4 separate regions of the Homo sapiens genome follow, and regions 1, 2 and 3 are each linked to region 4. The links are chromatin loops, found by intact Hi-C in ENCODE. Cell type or tissue: mammary epithelial cell. All regions are shown on one strand. Region 1 overlaps RALBP1 (ralA binding protein 1). Region 2 overlaps RALBP1 (ralA binding protein 1). Region 3 has its middle 18 kb from the start of RAB12-AS1. Region 4 has its middle 29 kb from the start of NDUFV2.

Region 1 (5,000 bases), 470 kb before region 4:
CCGGCCGTGGACAGGAGAGCGCAAGCTGGTCCTCCAGCACCGTGAGGAATTCAGCGTGGACAAGAGGAAGTTCCGCAGGGAACATCCCACAGGCAGATGCTGAGGGGAGGGAGAGGGAGCCAGGAGGGCATCCACAAGGAAAGGGGAGCCCTAGCAAGCTCAGGCTAGAATAGGGGCTTGTCCCACTGGCTGGGCAAAAGGCCAAGGGATAACAGGGGTGGACACTGTAAGACTGCTGGCCCACCTTCCTGGATGGTCATTTACTGAGATTTTCCTGGTTTTTCTGTTGTAGCTTTTAAGTATCTAGTGAAATGTTGTTGGACATTTAGAAAGTTTCCTTTTTTTTTTTTTTTTTTGAGATGGAGTCTCACTCTGTTGCCCAGGTGGGAGTGCAGAGGCACAATCTCGGCTCACTGCAACCTCTGCCTCCCGGGTTCAATCAATTCTCCTGCCTCAGCCTCCTGAGTAGCTAGGATTAGAGGTGCACGGTGCCGCGCCTGGCTAATTAATTTTTGTATTTTCAGTAGAGACAGGGTTTCACCATGTTGGCCAGGTTGGTCTCGATCTCTGGACCTCGTGATCCACCCGCCTCAGCCTCCCATAAGTGCTGGGATTACAGGCATGAGCCACCGCACCCGGCCTGGTGCCTGTTTTCCAAAAGTTAACATGTGGCTAAGTCACCTGGGGACTTGGTTCAAATGCAGATTCAGATTCCATAGGTCTGGGGTGGGGCCAAGAGACCTGGCCTTCCTGAGACTGAAGCCATAATGCAGTCTGTTGGTGTAGGATTTTATCTTTGCCACGTTAAACTCTTTGCATAATTTTGATATCTTAACCCACAATGATCAGAGATTTTAAACATTTAATATTTATATTTTACTTCCTTGGCTGCAAATCAGCACTTCCAAACTCTACATGTCAAAGCCCACATGACCACTAGTGGTCGTCATGGCTTGTGGTGGTCACGGCTTGTGGGGGTCACAGCTTGTGGCTGTAGTGGCTGCTGCGGCATCACTGCCACCCTGGGGGCAGCCAGGGTCAGTCATGGACAGGGCACAGCTGCCCCAGACCCATCCGCTTGGCTCAGTCTTTTACTAGCAAGCCGTGTCCCTTTGCGAGTGGTAGGTGGCCTGCAGGGATCAGTAGGAGGCTGTACGCTTGATTGGTGAATCTCCCCACAATTTTAATTTGAGGCAAAGAGCCAAACCTTGTCAATGCTGAGTCCTTCCTTCCCCTCCCCAGCTGGACCTACTCGATCCCTTCAGTTTCTTGGATTCTGCCCGACATTCACCTGCTTTGGGTGTTCTGTTTCCCTCAAATAACAAGGACTCCTTATCTGTGCAGCACTCAAGATCACAGTCACCTTTCACAGCGTGGACAGAGTTCACGAGTCAAAATACAGGACACTCAATTCAACTGCAGTTGCGTGGGACATACTTACAGTTACACTAAGAAAACATCCATCGTTGATCTGAAATTCTGATGTAAGGGAGAGTCCTGTACCTTCCATGGCCTCCCTACAGCAAGGTCAGCCTAAGTGGGCAGGTGTGAGCCTGCCGAGCTCTCCACCATGGCTCCCTCTTCAGGGAGTTCCTTCCTGGCCTCGCCAGCCTGTGGTGCAGTATGCGTGAGGCAGAACTCAACCCTCCTCATTCGAGAGAACTTCCCATTCCTTCTCTCCGACTGCTCTCTGTCATTGGAACAGTCTTAACAGTAGTGAGATGATATGAGGGTTTTTATCCCCACATGAGAAACTCAAGAACTGCTGGTGTGACCCTTTTCAGAAGGCTAGAGCTGCCCTTCCAAAGGGGAGCTTCTTGCTCTAATTGTAGCTGCAGCGTTCAGCATCGCCTTCTGGTACCCAGGCTCTGGCCCCACAGGCAGGGGCCCCGCTGGCACCTCCATATCAGACACAGATCACGCCTGCTTTCCCTCCCAGATGCAGCAATTTTGATCCCGCAGGAACCTCTGAGCCCAGGGTACCCCCACAAACGCTTCATTCCCTCAGTCTCAGGGATGTGCGCGACAGTGGGGGCAATAGTGACCCATGCAGGCCATGTCACTGCTCTGAGCCTCAGTCTCCCGTCTGTAAAATGGTAGGCAGGCAGTCGGGCCACAGCTTATTCTGTAGCTGAGCCTTGAGGCTGAGAAATGAAACCTGCATCTTAAAGAATGCTACGTTCTTTCTTCCCCGACTCATCTCTGCACTATAAAGTTTAATGTTAATAACATGATGACTAAGTCACGGATCATGTCCTGTAGGGAAAATGAATTGGAGTATGACGCCAAAAGCCCTATGCCAGGTACTTACTAGCCATTATTTATCTAAGCAGCCTTTGGAAATCAAGATTATCTCCACCATTTTGCCAATGAAAAAACTGAAGTTCAACAAGACTGCTTTTGAAGGTTATGAAGAAAACCCAGACTTTCCTGCCTACACTGGGTGCGGTGGCTCAAGCCTATAATCCCAGCACTTTGGGAGGCCGAGGTGGGTGGATTGCCTGAGCTCAGGAGTTCAAGACCAGCCTGAGCAATACGGTAAAACCCCGTCTCTACTAAAATACAAAAAATTAGCCAGGCATGGTAGTGGTGTGCACCTGTAGTCCCAGCTACTTGGGAGGCTGAGGCAGGAGAATTGCTTGAACTGGGAGGCAGAGGTTGCAGTGAGCTGAGATCACACCACTGCACTCCAACCTGGGCAACAGAGTGAGACTCTGTCTCCAAAAACAAACAAATAAAAAAAGCCTTTCCTGCCTAAAGTCCACGTTCCTTCCAGTACCCGCACTGTTTGTCTAGAAGCCAGTTTCTAGCACGAGACCCGGGAACAGCTCAGCACGATGTCCGGTCACAGCACTTGACACTTGAGCTAGGCGGTGGGAGCAGAGGTCGGATGTCCGAGATCTGCTGGGGCTGAACTGAACACCTGTTGAATCATGCTTGTCTAGTAACAGCAAAGTCACCAGAATGCAGAGAATGAGCATCCATCACTTTGCAGGTTCGGAGGACCCGGCATGTGACGGGCAGCAGTACTCTTCCTGCTCTGCAAAAGAGCCCCTACATGTGGCATTTAAGGGCTTTCTGCCCCCTCCTCTGCCCAGGCTTGCTATCACGTCTCCTGGGTCTCCTGGGATCTAGTCTAGAACATTCCAGGGGGCACTGCCCACCTTCCCTAAAAGCTGTGGGATCTTATGCTGAAGCCTCTGCCTGCTAATTGACTCCGGCTTTTCCTTCTATCCCTCATGAGAACCATGGGCCAGGGCTGAGGCTGAACACATGGAATTGGGCACGGGTCCCCATCGAGAGCTCCAGAAAGCCCAGGCTGCATCTTGCTCAGCCTGGCTGGACGCAGAAGGTGTGTTTGTTCTTAAGATATCCTAATACATAACAAGCAATGTGCTCTTCACAGAAACAGCTGCAGTGAAAAAAAAAAAAGATCACACAGCACTAGAGCCCATCTTGGGAGGTGACCTCAGGTCTCACACCTCAGTATCTCCAGATCCCCAATGCTAAATGTACCCCATCAGGGCGTTTGAGACTTTCCATCAAGGAGAATTTAGCTATATAAATTTAACATTATAGATTTAACTACACAAAACAGAGAAGTCAGCTGTTTGTCTAAGCTTTCAATGACAGATATTTTAATTGTGGAATTTTTAAAGCAAACAAAGCAATGGAAACTTCATTTTTATTCTAGACCAGTCTATCCCAGACATGCTGATTATGGTTGGCTGTGCTGAGTCCTCATTTACCGTATGAAATGCAAATGTCTGTCAATTGCAATGCCTGGGGCCAAGCCAGGCCAGTGGACTTGTGTGCAGTTCCCACCGGAGCCAGGAGCTGCTCAGACAGCAGACCCAGCCCAGTCCACTGGGTTTTGCAAACACAGGCTCCCTCTGCAGCAGCATGGGCTTGTGGAAGGGAGGCATGCCGCCGCCAGCATGCATGCCAGGGGTCCGGGGTTCTCCCCGTGTCTGCAGAGGTGAGGGGTACAAAGTGAGCTGGAAACAAAACACTGTGTTCCCCCTTGGCCTTGAAGAAGTGCCTCAACCAACTCCTCGCCAGCTGCAGAGTACTCAATCTCCTCACAGAAAGAATGTGTACAAAAAAACTAGAAGCTTTTCTTTTTCCCAAATGGCTGTTGAATTTATTTGCTTGATCAATAATGGTCCTGGCAAAAATTAGTTAACCAATGCTGAGACATTTGTAATGAAATACTAATTTTAAAAATCCATGACACCTTGATAGAAATTAGAGTTTACACAAACAAAAAAGGAACCTTCGATATTGCCAGCAGCTATAAAGTGAACGTACTGAGACCGACAGGACAGCAAGAAGGCATTTGCACATTTATATCTGACACCCGACCATACTTTCAGTCACCAGAATATCTTCTCTCCAGATTTAAAAAAATAGTATGCTGATTTCTATAACAAAGCTTTTTTTCGTACAAAAATCAAATAATGGCCAACGAGTCACAACAGTGCAATAGGTAGAGGATTAAAAACTGCATCAAACAGGTGCTGAAAATAAATACTACCTAGGAGAAGGAGGTGAGAGCCCTCGTGTGGGGTTTGTTTTCGACCCCTTGAGTGTGTGTGGGGTTTGTCTTCCGAGCCACGAGCCTGGCCTGTCTCGCGGTGCTGTTCACTCTGACAGAGTGCGCCTGCAGCACGTTGCCTCCAGGGCCCAGCCTCCCAGAAGCCTCAGAGCATCAGAGCATCCGTCTCATCGGATGGACCAGAAACAAGAAAATGGGGTGGGGTGAATCACAGCTATCATTCAAAGGAAAGGAATTTTTTTCTATTGCTCAATCTTGTCAATTGGGAGTCCACCAGTAGGTTCACTGAGATGATATGGATAATTTCAAACTTTTGTTTAAGAGCATATATATGGCTTATTCAGGCAAGGAGACGTGTACATTCTAGCCCAAGCAAGCAATCGGAGTCATTCTGTTTTTAAGGAAGGTCAGTCGTTTAAAAGATTTCTGGTTTGAACAACAT
Region 2 (5,000 bases), 440 kb before region 4:
GAGAACTAACATCTCCAGCAAAAGGCAGTATTATTATTAGCACTGTCCATGACAGTAGCATAAGTCGGGCTGACTACAGCACATTGCCACAGGTTAGAGAATAAACCCAAAACTCAGCAGAGCAGGAGTTCAGCCCCTAGCTGTTGCAAGGATGGGCAGCAGCTCTGTCTGAATGCTTTTACACACAGAGAAGAGTTCTATGACTCTGAATTTCCAAAAAAAATGCAGACATTAAAAGTAGGTCAGAGACAAAAAGAATCCTTTGAACAAAGCTGTGGAAAATTTTCAGAAAAACTTTTACCTAAAACAAAACTAATTCATGGCTATTAAGACCATGTGAGAGAAGCAACTTATGTTATTAATGTTTAAATGTTTAAAACTCAATTCAGTATATTATTATTATTATTTATTTATTTTTTTTTTTTTTGAGACAGAATCTTGCTCTGTTGCCAGGCTGGAGTGCAGTGGCGCGATCTTTGCTCACTGCAACCCCTGCCTCCCGGGTTCAAGCTATTCTCCTGCCTCAGCCTCCCAAGCAGCTGGGACTACAGGCGTGCGCCACCACTCCTGGCTAATTTTTTGTATTTTAGTACAGACAGGGATTCGCCATGTTGGCCAGGATGGTCTCAATCTCCTGACCTCGTGATCTGCCCACCTCGGCTTCCCAAAGTGCCGGGATTACAGGCGTGAGCTACCATGCCTAGCCAATTATTCATAAAAATCAAATATTTGTTTAAATATATTTATATAATACTAAGGAGTTATAAACTCAAATTCAATGCCTAATTTATTTAATTTTCTATAAAAAAGTAACATTTTACCAAAAATACTCTTAAATAATGGCATGTAATCTAGTGGATTATGTAACGGTTTTCCCAATTATCAAAAATATCTGCCCTTTCTCAGCAAAACTTAAGTATCAAATCTACCTTCTAGAATTGCGTATGAACCAACTAAATGAAAAAACTAAGTCTATCTCTCTATATATTCCACATGTGTATGACTTAACAACTCATCATGAAAGTACTTGTGACCAACAAGTATTATTATTATTATTTTTGAGACAAGGTCTCAATCTCGCCCTGGCTGGAGTGCAGTGGTACGATCATGGCTCACTGCAGCCTCAAACTCCTGGGTTCAAGTGATCCTCCTGCCTCAGCCAACAATTAACTTTATAAAACAAATCTCTAAACAGAAACTGATGAGGTACCAAGACACTGAATAATGGGAATGTAATAATTTGGAACACAGATGCTGCTACAGGTCAGGGCTTTCATCCTATCCTGGTATAAAAGTCATACCGCTTTCTAAGAAATCTTTTTACTTTTAAATAATATACATATTGCTTGATTTAGATACCCAATCAAAACACATTCTTTCCAAGTATGAAATTTAATTTGTATACATATGGAATAAAGATAAATAGAAAATCCATTTTGCTAATATACGTAATAGTTGCATGTAGCTGACCAAAGCATTCACATGTGGGGCCTAAACATTTACTGCTTCTTGGTCTTTTGGCTAAAGTTGGGTGTAGTATCTGTTCTAGGATTTCTGGAGCAGGGAGATGGAACAGAAGCTTGCTTGGACCACTCCATGTATTGACCGGGTACTGCACTAACTCTAAGAACCGCGCACCAAGAAAACCAAAACCAAAACCATGTCATGCCTCTTAGCTGAGCTAAGGAAATGCATTATATGACTGTGTCCATAAACGTGTCTCTTGGCCAAGAAGCTTCCTTCACACAGTTAACCTTTCTTTTCTTGCTGATGGCCCTCATACCACTGAGCCTCTGCTTAGAGAGGAAAGAAAAAAAAAAAAAAAAAAGCAGGCGCCTGGGAGTGGTGGCTCACTCCTGTAATCCCAGCACTTTGGGAGGCCGAGGAGGGCAGATCATCTGAGGTCAGGGGTTCGAGACCAGCCTGACCAACATGGTGAAACCCTGCCTCTACTAAAAATACAAAAATTAGCTGGGTGTGGCGGCAGGCGCCTGTAATCCCAGCTACTCAGGAGCCTGAGGCAGGGGAATCGCTTGAACCCAGGAGGCAGAGGTTGCAGTAAGCCGAGATCACGCCACTGCACTCCAGCCTGGGCAACAGAGCGAGACTCTGTCTCAAAAAAACAAACAAACAAAAGAAAAAAAAAAGCAGGGTCTGAATGCAGCCCTGTTAAGCAATGCTGCCAGTATACTTCACTTTGTTTTAGTCCTGGCTGCTGCAAGCTATGAACAACTAACGTGAAATCCTCCTAATGGAAGGAAATATTAAAAAAACAAATGCCAGAACACCAAAGAAAGGCTGGGGAGAGGGGTGGATTTTTGTGCAACTGGTAGGATCAAGGAAATGAATAAGGCTTAGGATCCAGGCCAAATTTTCCTCACAATAATTTTTCTTCCTTCGAAAAATGAAACTGAAGTTATTATTAAAAACCATCAAGTGAAGTGCACATTCCCAGTACCTGATACTCTGTAGATGCCTTCACACTTCATGCCATACTTCTCTACGTAATCTATACATTCACGGAAAACGGCTGGCAGCCGAATGCCATCATACATCATGGTCCTCTCTACTGCATCAGCCAAAGGAATTCCAAAAATGGGTTTGAGATTTGGAACATCAATCTGAGGCACCTCTGGCTCCTGAATTGGCTTTTTCTTTTTCTTCTTTTCCTTCCACTGTTTAACAACATCAGCTGCTGTCAAGTCTTTTGACTTCTTCTCTTTATGTTTTTCTTCTTTGTGCTTTTCTTCTTTATGCTTTTCTTCTTTGGGTTTCTCTTTTATTTTAAAATCCTTTTCCTTCTTTTTAGAAAAGCTGGGCTTCTTGAAAACATGGATTCCCTTGGACCTCTTCATTTTAGAAGGACTTTCTGCCTCATCTCCAGAGCTATCTTCCTGAAAGGCTGCATAGCCTTCAGCTGCCAAAGAAACAGAGACAGTATAAGTTATATGTTTGTTTAATGTCAAACTGTCCATATGCTTTCTAAAAACAGAACCAAAAAACGGTGCCACCTGGCACCAGCTAATCTAGCTTTTCACTTCTTGGCCAATTCCTCCTGGGCACTCCCAGCAAAGAAATGGGTTTCTTCTCAAAAAGAGATGTTGCAGTGACATCTCTTGACCACAAGAGGGGGACAAATAGATAGCAGTTACCATCCTTACAATATTAGGAGGGGAAACAGGGTTTATATTACATATGTGTGTAAGTGGAATTCAGGCAAACCAAACATTAGAGATACACCTGAAAGGCTCTACATAGAGGGCTAATGGAATGAATCCTTTTCTAAAGTAGACCGAGCATCCTTTCATCACGTGAGTCGTGTCCTCTAACATACTACGGGTTGAGTATCCCTTATCTGAAATACTTGAGACCAGAAGTGTTTCAAATTTCAGATTTTTCTGGATATTTGCATTATACCAGTTCAACATCTCTAACCCAAAAAATCTGAAATCCAAAATGCTCCAATGAGCATTTCCTCCAAGTGTCATGCCAGTGCTCAAAAAGATTCAGATTTTGTAGCATTTTGGATTTTCGGAATAGGGATACTCAACCTGTGTTCACTTTACCTACCCTAGCTTTTCCAGCTAAGTGCTGCCTAGCCTATAACTTTAGGCAATCTCAGAGAATGACGAACTGCACTACTGTTTATGTGTTTCAGTTATTCTCCTATGACACTTCACTCTCCTGTCACCAGCTGCTAAGTTCTTTATGGAGACTGCAGCAGGAACTGCAGACTCTTTTAAGTAGAGGATTGAACTGAGAAATTCCCTCATCTTTAGATGGTGGCCAAATCCACTGGGCCCACTTCCCTGCATCAGAAACCTCTGGTTTTTCACACACTGACAAATGTGCCCAATTGCTTTACCAACCATGTCAGAGTTGTCATAGTTTGGTTTTGTTGTTTTTTTTTTTAATATCTGTAACTCTCCTAATTCTTTTCCTTAGCTAGCTACCTTGCAAGCTATTATATAAAAGATAACAGCTATTTCCTAAGTTACCCTCTAACTAAAATACCATGTACCCCACACCAACCAGAATGGCAAGAATCTTAAGGACAAAATACCATGATGCTTTAGCAAGTGGAATATTCATACATTGCTGGTGAGAAGGTAAACTGGTACAAGCATTCTGGAAGACTGTTTTGCAGGGATCTACTGAAGCTGAAATACACATGGCCTACAAATGAGCAATTCCACTCCCAGGCATAAACATAACAGAAATACAAAAACATGTACACCACAGAAGCACTATTCATAACAGTCAAAAACTGAAAACCACCCAAACAAGCAACAAAAGTAGAAGAGATTAATAAACTCTAACATATAATGCAATGAAACAATATCTAGTGCAAAGATGAACAAATTACTGCCACATGGAATAACATGAATCAATCTAACAAACATGTTAGGTTAAAGCTGCCTCCTCATGTATTTTAAGTTTGGCCTAAAGGTTTCTCCGAACATAGGGAACTGTAACCTAACTGGATGTGTACACAGACTGTAATCTACTCTTGTACCAATTACAGAGTTTTGGCCAATCACAGGGGGGCAACTGTTCAAACTGCTCAAATAAGGCTAATGCCATGCTATAACCAATCCAGCTGTTTATGTACCTCACTTCTGTTTTCTGTGTGTCACTTTACATTTTCCGTCCATAAATATTACGTGACCATGTGGCAGCCCCAGAGTCGCTCTAAATCTATTCTGGTTTAGGGGCTACTGGATTCCCTAATCGTTCTTTGCTCAATTAAACTCTGTTAAACTGGCAAGGCAGGGTGGCTCACACCTGTAATCCCAGCACTTTGGGAGGCTGAGGTGGGCAGATCACTTGAGGTCAAGAGTTTGAGACCAGCCTCACCAACATGGTGAAACCCTGTCTCTACTAAAAATACAAAAATTAGCCAGGCATGGTGGCGGGTGCCTGTAATCCCAGCTACTTGGGAGGCTGAGGCAGGAGAATCACTTGAACCTGGGAGGCAGAGGTTGCAGTGACCCGTGATC
Region 3 (5,000 bases), 420 kb after region 4:
CGGGCCCTCACTGTGAAGTGATTAGGAGGATGTGTGGACAGCCTGCCAGGAGTGTGAACACACATTATAACTTGAGTCAGAGGGGCCACGACCAACACAGTCTCTAGCCTTCCTGACGATCTCACAGGGGCTAACTGAAAAGCCCTAACTTCTGAGTGACCACGGCCAGTGTTAACTTTCTCTGTGAATTCATCCGAGCAGAAAGTGAGCAGAACCAATGTTATTATTTCCAAAACAGTGAAAACAAGGCCGAGGTTCTGTGTAGTGCCTGTCTGGGCTCATTTGGTATCAAATCATTAGCCATATATGAATCGTTCCTTTTTTTTTTTTTCCTTTTGAGAGAGACTCTCTGTCACCCAGGCTGGAGTGCAGTGGCACGATCTCAGCTCACTGCAACCTCTGCCACCCGGGTCCAAGCGATCCTTCTGCCTCAGCCTCCAGAGTAGCTGGGATTACAGGCACATGACACCATGTCTAGTTAATTTTTTTGTTTTTTTAGTAAAGACGGGGTTTCACCATGTTGGCCAAGCTAGTTTCTGATCCAAGTGATCTGCCCACTTTGGCCTCCCAAAGGAATCATTCTTATTATGCCAATCAATCATTTAGACCACAATCTAAAGGAACACTCTATGGGAAGATGCTGCAAACAGTTGTCCGGTAAAACACAAAGTCACATATTCATTGGATTGAGTTTAACTTGAGCCTTTGATTCTTGGAATGGCTCCTAGCAATGGTGTTGGCATCTGCTACTCTCTTCCAATGACTGTCTAGGGAAGCCCAGCTGCCAAGGAAGGAGGCTGAGCATACTACAGCTTCCTGCAACAACACGGGTGACTCCCACAAACATCGTGCTGAGCAAAAGAAGCCGACCTGAAAGAGCGCTCCATGTATGGTTCATTTCTGTCAAGTTCACAACCCAGCAACCTAATCCAGGGGGTTAGAAGGGCGTGCAAGGGCACTCTTGAGGTTCTGATCCTTTTCTTGTCCCGGGCGTGAATACAGTCATCGTGAGGAAAATTTATCAGTTGAACAACTCATGATTTGTGTTCTTTTCTTTATGTATGTTATACTGCAACGACAGCTTACCAATACAAAACAGAACCAAACCAAAACCCCCCAGAGGAACTCGCCCTTGAGAAGCCCTGGTTCCCCCAGCCCAGAGGACCCTGGGCCCCTGGGAGCCACAGCTGGCTTCCCTGATTGTTCCCCACTAAGAGGCCAGGAGAGAACTGTCTTTTTCTCAACTCTTATTTCTTACCACCTGCCCCTGCTCACCCCACAAAGGCCTCTCCAAGCATACCCTCTGCCTAATCTCCATTGCCCAGGAGAGAACTGGAGCAAAGTTAGTATCCTTTCCTGACTCCCTAAACCTAATCATTACTTGCCTATCATCAGATAGCAAGAGAAATCATGCTCTCTTCTAGCTGGTGTTAGTTAGATCCCAACTCTATGGTATCCTTGCCCAGGCTATCTACGTACAGAATTCATTAGAGCATCTACTCGATTCTCCCTCTTTTTCCTTTGCAGAGACTTTTTGATACTCCCTGCTTTTTTGCTGCTGACACTGCACTTGAGAGTGCTGAATCTTCTTCTTCTTCTTCTTTTTTTTTTTTTGAGACGGGGTCTTGCTCTGTTGCCCAGGTTGGAGTGCAGTGGTGCGATCTTGGCTCACTGCAACTCCACCTCGCGGGTTCAAGTGATTCTCCTGCCTCAGCCTTCCAAGTAGCTGGGACTACAGGTGGCTGCCACCCCACCAGCTAATTTTTGTATTTTTTGTAGAGACACGGTTTCACTGTGTTGGCCAAGCAGGTCTCGAACCTCTGACCTCAGGTGATCTGCCCTCCTTGGCTTCCCAAAGAGCTGGGATTACAGGCATGAGCCACCATGCCTGGCTGAGTCTTCTTTAAACACTTTCCCAATCTTGTGAGGACAGTGCCACTTTGTGGAAAGTGGCCCTTGGCTACCCCTGTCTTTTGTGGATTCCTTATCTACGACCCTCCCTGCTGTGTCACTGACAGACCCCCCACTCCTGTCCTCAGCAGGTCCTGTGATATATGCCAAGGTCACGAGTCACAATCTTTGAGTGTAGTCCATGACTAAAGTTTAAAAAGCAAATGCCAAGTAGATTTAGTGAATAAAATACAGTTTTGTCTTCCTTAAATGGCACCTAGAAAAAAAAAGCAAACAATAAATGTTATCAAAAGAGTTACCTTTAAAAATTATTGTACACTGTCTACATTTAACATTTCTTTGTGCTTAAAATTCTTCAGCCTTCTAATTAGGGAAATTCCCCTGAGTTCCAACTGAATTCATTGTGTCTGTTCAAATTGCAGCTAAAATGTAGGGCATAATTTTTAAAATTTACATTCCTCTTCTAAATTATACCACATCCACATATTCAAAGGATCTATTTTAATTATGTATGTTTTTTAAAATAATAAAGATTCTAATTTAGAAATAATTGTACAACGTATAAATGATAGTCTAACCTGAATTTTTTATCATTCGTGCTCTGCCTCCTCCTAGTGGAAATTTTGTATAATTGCACCAACTCCTCAGCGATTATTATAACACCAGGATTATTTAGAGTCCATATAGTTTCCCAAGAGATTTGAGGTGGCTTAATGAACATACACACTATAAAAAAGTAAACTAAATAAGTTGAAATGCAGGTTTACAGTGTATTCACTAAAGGTAATAATGGATTCCATGAGAGGTTTCCTAAAGTTGTTTCATTTTGGATGAAGGCATGACACCAAGTCAGAAGACAATTCCTGGAGTCAAGACCATGGGTTTCTTCATGCAGCTGTGTCTGAGCTGTCTTGACCTGGGAAATAATGCTAAAAGAAAAGAACAGAGAGTATGACTTTCAAACTATGCTCCACGGGATTTTCGATAAAGTTGAGCAGCAGGTATTTGAAGCTGGTATTCAATTTCAACAGCTTGGAGTGTGGGCAATTTGTGTAGCTGATTAAGAGCAATCCGTATGTTTTAAAAGCACCAAACAGATGGTAGGACTGCTGTCATTTCTGGTGGAAAATTAAGAACCTAATGAAAATGCTAGATTCACGAGATGACCAGCCGGGTCTTAGTATTCAATTTATTCACAATCACTTGATACTTCCATTGGCTTTTGTCAAATAGGCTGTGGTAAGTTATTTTGGGATCAGTCATGGGGGGAAAGAGAAGGAAACTGACAAAGCAACAGATATTTAAAAGAGCAGGGACTATGTTAGTAACCTTCATTTTGCTATCTCCCTTATTGTCACAACAATTCTATCAACCTACCTCACAAAGCCAAGTGGGGTTAGGACTTTGCTGAAAGAAAGATTTCTCCCTGTTTTCTTCTAGAGGATTTTTAGCTTTAGGTGTCATGCTTAGGTCTATGATCTTTTTTGTAGAGAGTGCAAGGCGTAGATTGAGGTACATTTTTTTTACATATGAATATCTAATTGTTCCAGCTATTCACTGAAAAATCTATCCTTTCTCCATTGAATTGCCTCTTTCCAAACTTGTTGAAAGTCAATTCACCATATATGTATGACTCTATTCTGTTCCAGTCATCTGTATGTCTATCCTTTCTTCTCCACTATTTTTTTTCTTTTCTTTCTTTCTTTCTTTCTTTCTTTCTTTCTTTCTTTCTTTCTTTCTTTCTTTCTTTTTTTTTTTTTGAGACAGGGTCTCACTGTGTTGCTCAGACTGGTCTTGAACTCCAGGCCATCCTTCTGCCTCAACCTCCTGAGTAGCTGGGACTACATGCACGCACCACCATCCCTGGCTTATCCCTTATGCCTTGATTACTGTCGATTTATAGTTAAGTCTTGAAATTAGATAGTGTGGATCTTCCAACTTTGTTGTTCTTCAAAATTGCTTTAGCCTTTCTAGTTTATTTGTTTTTATATATAAAGTTTAGAATTAGCTTGTTGATTTCTACAAAAAATCCTGTAGGGATTTTGATTGGATTGGTGTATCTCTCTCCACTTGTTTAGGTCTTTGATTTTTTTAATCAGAATTTTGTAGTCTTCAGCGTGTAGATCTTACATATATAATTTGTTGTGTGTGTAGGTGTGTGCGTGCTGTTTAAATAGTACTTTGAAAAAATCCAACCTTCAAGTGTTTATTGATAGTAAATAAAAATACAATTAATTTTTGTATGTTGACCTTGTATCCTGTGACCTAGCTAAACGCACTTATTAGTTCTAACAGCTTTGCTGTAAATTCTTTGTGAATTTCTATGCAGACAATCATGCGAATAGTTTTATTTGTTTTATTTATTTGTTTCCGTTAATTTCTTCTTCTTGCCTTATTGCAGGCTATAAACTTTAGTATGATGCTTAACTTTTTAAAAAAATCCTTGTATTGTTCCTATTCTTAGAGTTAAGACAAGTCTTCCACCATCAAGGATAAGGCTAGCTGTTGTTTTGTAGGTAACATTTACCAGGTTGAGAAAGTTCCCTATGTTTTTTTTTTTTTAAATAGCTTTGGCAGTTTGTGTTCTTTAGGAAATTTGTCCATTTAATCTAAGTTGTTAAATTTATAGGCTTAGGATAGTTTGTGCTGTTTCCTTATTATTATTTATTATTATTATTTTTTGAGACAGAGTCTTACTCTGTTGCCAGGCTGGGGTGCAGTGGTGCAATCTCAGCTCACTGCAACCTCTGACTCCCTGGTTCAAGCTATTCTCCTGTCTCAGCCTCCCGAGTAGCTGGGATTACAGGCATGTGGCACCACGCCCAGCTAATTTTTGAGAGATGGGGTTTCACCATGTTGGTCAGGATGGTCTGGATCTCCTGACCTCATGATCTGCCCGCCTCGGCCTCCCAAAGTGCTGGGATTACAGGCATGAGCCACTGCAACTGGCCTCCTTATTATTCTTCAGTGCCTGTAATGATTTCTCCTCTTCCATTTCAGTTATGGATAATCGTCTTCTCTCTGTATTTCTTGGTGAGTGTGGCTAGAGGCTTATCGGTTGTGTTAATTTCGCTGGGCATGATGGTTCA
Region 4 (5,000 bases):
CTTTCCTGCTAGTGTCTCTCATAAAGCCTCTTCTTTTGTTTCCCCGTAGAATTAGTAATTATGTGTCTTTGTGCTTTTTTATGTAATGTCTCTCTCCTGCTAGACTCCAAACTCCACGTAGGCAGGGAGCCTGTCTGCTGCTCTCAACTTTGGACTCAGCATCGAACATAGTCCCTGGTGCTTAGAAGATGCTCAACAAATACTTCACAATTGAATGAACACATGGCTATGCTGTCATAGAATTTGAAAGGTAATGGACAATGTGATAAATGAATATGGCATTAGGATTTAGCATGGGCTGGAAGCAGAGGCTCAAACCTATAATCCCAGCACTTTGGGAGGCTGAGGCGGGCAGATCACTTGAGCCCAGGAGTTCGAGACCAGCTTGGGCAATATGGTGAAACCCAGTCTCTACAAAAAATACACAAAAATTAGCTGGGCGTGGTGGTGCTACCTGGGAGGCTGAGGTGAGAGGCTTGCTTGAGCCTTGGAGGTCCAGGCTGCAGTGAAACATGATTGTGCAACTGCACTCTAGCCTGGGCAACAGAGTGAAAGCCAGTCTCAAAAAAAAAAAAAAAAAAAAAAAAAAGATTCAGCATGAATAAGACCTATATTGCCATGCTCCCAGAGCTGTTATGAAGAACCCATTCCACATTGGGAGTGAGAGCATTACGGGTGCTCACAGTCTGTTCTGGGTTACTCTTGTCCTTCTGTGCTCCTCTTCACGCCCTCCAGCTCATTCCCCACGTGCAGATGAAGAAAAAGCAACAAAGAGCATCTAGTACATTGAATGCCTGGTAAAAAGGCATCCTCTTCCTCATCAACATGTATGGAGCATTCATGGGTACAGGCTTCAGGCCCACAGAAATGAAAGGCAAATAGCTTGAGTCGGAATCAATGATTAGTTCTTCCCCGGCTCTGTGACTGCGTAGATGTATGGTCTTACATGGAGAAGTTTGTATCTTAGAGTCTCTATAGATGCCCCACCCATTTCATACATCTATTAGGAATACGAAAGGTGCAGAGGTAAGTGAGAATGCTTCTTATGCTATAAACCTGTGAACCACCACATGGATGTGAGTTACTGTGTGGTGTAAAGAATAACAAAAAATATTAGATATACTGGTTTTGCTGTTTTTAACAACTGAAAGTGCTACTATTAGGTGTCTTACTAATTGTATTCACAGTAAGAATAATGAGCAACTTGATCTTTCTACTTTGAGAAGAATGCTTAATTATAGATAAGAATAGGTAGAAGTGACCTAAATTCAAAAATATTTCCAAAATCAGCAATTCATGGTCAAGATGAACTTAGCACTTAAATTATGTGACTCATTAGTAATAACTTTCTAGGTTGTGCCATACTAAAATTCATGTTTTTCTCTCATAGTTATGTATTATTCTATAACAAAACACTTTTATTTTTCTGTTTGTAAAAGTAATATGTATTCATAAAGATTCAGATGATATAAAAATGTCATAAATTAGCAAGAGAAAATCATTTATAAATGTCTTCTCTTTAGCTACTTCAAAAAATATTATAAAATAAGTAAAACTTCTAAGTTAATATAAAGAAATTTTATGAACAAGCGTTACCTGTGGGGATTTTAATCTCTCATACATGTGGTTATTTCAAAAGAATATGATCACATTGCATAAAATGTACATTTTTGTTTATGATACATTTCTAACTTATCAACTATTAGTTCTTGCAGGGAAAATGTCTTGCCAATATGTACTTGAGAAGACCATCCTTTTCAGTTGAACAACAAGAACCAAAATGTTAATCAAATATGTCCAGTGACTTTACAATTTGCAGAGCAACTGAGAAATATAGAAATTGGGCTGGGCATGGTGGCTCACGCCTGTAATCCCAGCACTTTGGGAGGCCGAAGCGGGCAGATCACGAGGTCAAGAGATTGAGACCATCCTGGCCAACATGGTGAAATCCCATCTCTACTAAAAATACAAAAATTAGCTGGGTGTGGTGGCACGTGCCTGTAGTCCCAGCTACTTGGGAGGCTGAGGAAGGAGGATCACTTGAACCCGGGAGGCAGAGGTTGCAGTGAGCCAAGATCGTGCCACTGCACTCCAGCTTGGGCGACAGAGTGAGACTCTGTCTCAAAATAAAAATAAAAATAAAAATAAAAGAAATATGAAAATCGTTAGTAATGGGAATGATGTGAGGAACTCAGTATTTTTAAGCTGTTAGATGGTAGGGGGCGAGAGATAAAACCTTCACGGCATATGCTTACCTTGTAGATCATTAATAAATACAGGCAACACTATGGCTCTGACTTTACACAGCAACAGTTCATCTACATTGCCACAAGGAAGTAGCCAGGGATATTACTAATTTTAAATACCAGCCCGTCAGCAAGAATGAAGCTGAAATTCAGGGCTGTTCCAAGAAAGGGCAGAAACATGCCAGGAGCGCTGAGTAAACTTTCAGTCTGAATCCATGTGAATTACTGGGGAGTCCTGGATTTCGAAATTCTTTTGCGGTTCACACCACCCACGTGTCAGTAAACAGGCTAAGGCTAAGGCTACTCCTGTTCTATATTGCCACCTAGTGGATAATGATACCCGCGTTCCTTCGTGCATTTGCTTCAGAGAGACTTGCCCTAGTTAGCAAACCAGCTGATGAATATTATTTGAGACACAAATGAACTAACCTTTGAGTTTGTTTCCTTTGGACTTTGAGATGTCTGTTTACTGAAGCGAATGTGGCATTTCATCATCTTCGATCAGCCTGTAGGAAAAAATAAGCAGCATTTATAAATGGCATCTCTTCAAGAATTAAAAATGCATAAAGGTGGTAATATTTCCACTGAGTAGCCGTCAGTAATTAAGTTTTTAAATTTCTCTTTTTCTCCTTCTCTGTCTTTCCTATTTACTTTTGAACCTTTAATTACTATACTGTGTCATTTCAGGCAAAACAATGCTAGACCCAGGCTTCAGGTTCCATTGTTGTAGAAACAACGTATTAGTGGATCCTGATATCAATATGAGCAGCATCAAAAAAAGGAAAGATCTATTTTATTTGTTTATTTATTTATTTGAGACGCAGTCTTGCTCTGTCACTCAGGCTGGAGTGCAGTGGCTCGATCTCGGCTCACTGCAAACTCCGCTTCCTGAGTTCAAGTGATTATCCTGTCTCAGCCTCCTGAGTAGCTGAGACTACAGGCACGCACCACCACACCTGGCTAATTTTTGTATTTGCAGTAGAGACGGGGTTTCAGCATGTTGGCCAGGCTGGTCTCGATCTCCTGACCTCGTGATCCGCCCACCTTGGCCTCCCAAAGTGTTGGGATTACAGGCGTGGGCCACTGAGCCCAGCCTAATTTTTGTATTTTCAGTAGAGACAGGGTTTTGCCATGTTGGCCAGGCTGGTCTCAAACTCTTGACCTCAGGTGATCCGCCCGCCTCGGCCTCCCGAAGTGCTGGGATTACAGGTGTGAGTCACCACACCCGGCCAGATCTATTTGAAATGATTTGAAGAGGCCAGGCGTGATGGCTCACACCTGTAATCCCATCACTTTGGGAGGCCGAGGCGGGTGGACCACCTGAGGTCAGGGGTTCGAGACCAGCCTGGCCAACATGTCGAAACCCTGTCTCTAGTAAAAATAGAAAAATTAGCTGGGCGTGGTGGTGTATGCCTGGAATCCCAGCTCCTTGGGAGGCTGAGGCAGGAGAATCGCTTGAACTTGGGAGATGGAGGGTGCAGTGAGCCCAGATCACACCATGGCACTCCAGCCTGGGTGACTGAGTGAGACCGTGTCTCAACAAATAAATTAATTAATTAATTAAATAAAAAATGATTTGAAGAACCTCTTTACTGTTTTCCACTGTATGGTCCCACTTACCGGAGATATCTAAAATAGTCAAACTCATGGAAGCCAGGAGTACAATGGTGATTGCTACTGGGGAAGGCTGGGGAAGGGGGAATGGGGAGTTGTTCAAGGGGATACAATTTCAGTTATTAAAGATGAATAAGTTCTAGAGATCTGCTGTGCAACATTGTGCCTATAGTTTACAACATTGTATTGTACACTTAACCTGTGAAGAGGATGGAGCTCATGTTACGTTTTTACCACTTTTTTTTTTTTAAAGATAATTAAGGAAGACTATGAACAAAAATAAAAAAAGAGAAAGATTAGACTAGAATCTAAAATGTCAGAAGGGGCTGGGCATGGTGGCTCATGCCTGTAATCCCAGCACTTTGAGAGGCTAAGGTGGGTGGATCACTTGAAATCAGCAGTTCGAGACCAACCTGGCCAACTTGCTGAAACCCTGTCTCTACTAAAAATACAAAAATTAGCTGGGTGTGGTAGTGCATGTCTGTAATTCAGCTACTAGGGAGGTTGAGGTGGGAGGATCACTTGAACCTAGGAGGCGGAGGCTGCAGTGAGACAAGATTGCACCACTGCACTCCAGCTGGGTGACAGAGTGAGACTCCGTCTCAAAAATAAATAAAATAAAATAAAATAGAACAAAATGTCAGAGTGCTTCTCACAGGTAGAGTAAGTGTTGCTCTGTGAAACTTCTGTTGCACACATGTGTATTTGTGTATACTGAGGCATGATGTAAAGGGCTTTTCTTTCTGTAGGTCAAGTTCAAAAATGTTTAGAAGCTTCTGTTCTATTGTTCTAAAAAATCAAACTAAAGCTAAAATCCTCCTTGTATTTCAAATGAATTAGGTTTTCTTGTATATAAACAGGTTTTTATATATAGAATGATATATTCTATATATATATTCTAGATATAGAATATATCATATATATATATTTCCTTTTTTTTTTTTTTTTTTGAGACAGAGTACTGCTCTCTCACCCAGGCTGGAGTGCAGTGGCACTATCTCAGTTCACTGAAGCTTCTGCCTCCCAGGTTTAAGTGATTCTCCTGCCTCAACCTCCTGAGTAGCTGGGACTACAGGTGCCCGCCACCACGCCTGGCTAATTTTTGTATTTTGAGTGTTGGTCAGGCTGGTCTCGAACTCC

The links. Hi-C counts contacts between places; a loop is a spot of excess contacts. Peaks named below come from ENCODE experiments on the same cell type or tissue, not always from the same donor. Only the 100,000 strongest peaks of a DNase experiment are listed, where the experiment ranks them.
Region 1: it touches region 4 in a loop (9-fold over the local background); 2 of 110 quality-filtered maps call a loop at or near these places.
Region 2: it touches region 4 in a loop (15-fold over the local background); 57 of 110 quality-filtered maps call a loop at or near these places.
Region 3: a loop joins it to region 4, with 12 times the contacts of the local background. A loop is called at or near these places in 3 of 110 quality-filtered maps.

Annotation. Positions count from the first base shown.
Region 1 is chr18:9,536,725-9,541,724 of GRCh38, reverse strand. It overlaps RALBP1 (ralA binding protein 1), which reads right to left. Exons shown (of 10, transcript NM_006788.4): 10 at 3,611-5,000. Among named protein-coding and RNA genes, the nearest start is that of RALBP1, 64 kb to the right of the region's middle. In mammary epithelial cell, no CTCF peak of the experiment used is centred here; DNase peaks (open chromatin) are centred at 2,244 and 4,804.
Region 2 is chr18:9,514,762-9,519,761 of GRCh38, reverse strand. It overlaps RALBP1 (ralA binding protein 1), which reads right to left. Exons shown (of 10, transcript NM_006788.4): 3 at 2,459-2,917. It also overlaps the pseudogene RNU2-27P. Among named protein-coding and RNA genes, the nearest start is that of RALBP1, 42 kb to the right of the region's middle. In mammary epithelial cell, a CTCF peak has its summit at 3,124 (motif pointing right); no DNase peak of the experiment used is centred here.
Region 3 is chr18:8,652,217-8,657,216 of GRCh38, reverse strand. No RefSeq gene overlaps it. Among named protein-coding and RNA genes, the nearest start is that of RAB12-AS1, 18 kb to the right of the region's middle. In mammary epithelial cell, CTCF peaks have their summits at 1,979 and 2,531 (motif pointing left); no DNase peak of the experiment used is centred here.
Region 4 is chr18:9,071,348-9,076,347 of GRCh38, reverse strand. No RefSeq gene overlaps it. Among named protein-coding and RNA genes, the nearest start is that of NDUFV2, 29 kb to the left of the region's middle. In mammary epithelial cell, a CTCF peak has its summit at 2,580 (motif pointing left); a DNase peak (open chromatin) is centred at 2,467; H3K27ac peaks cover 603 bases.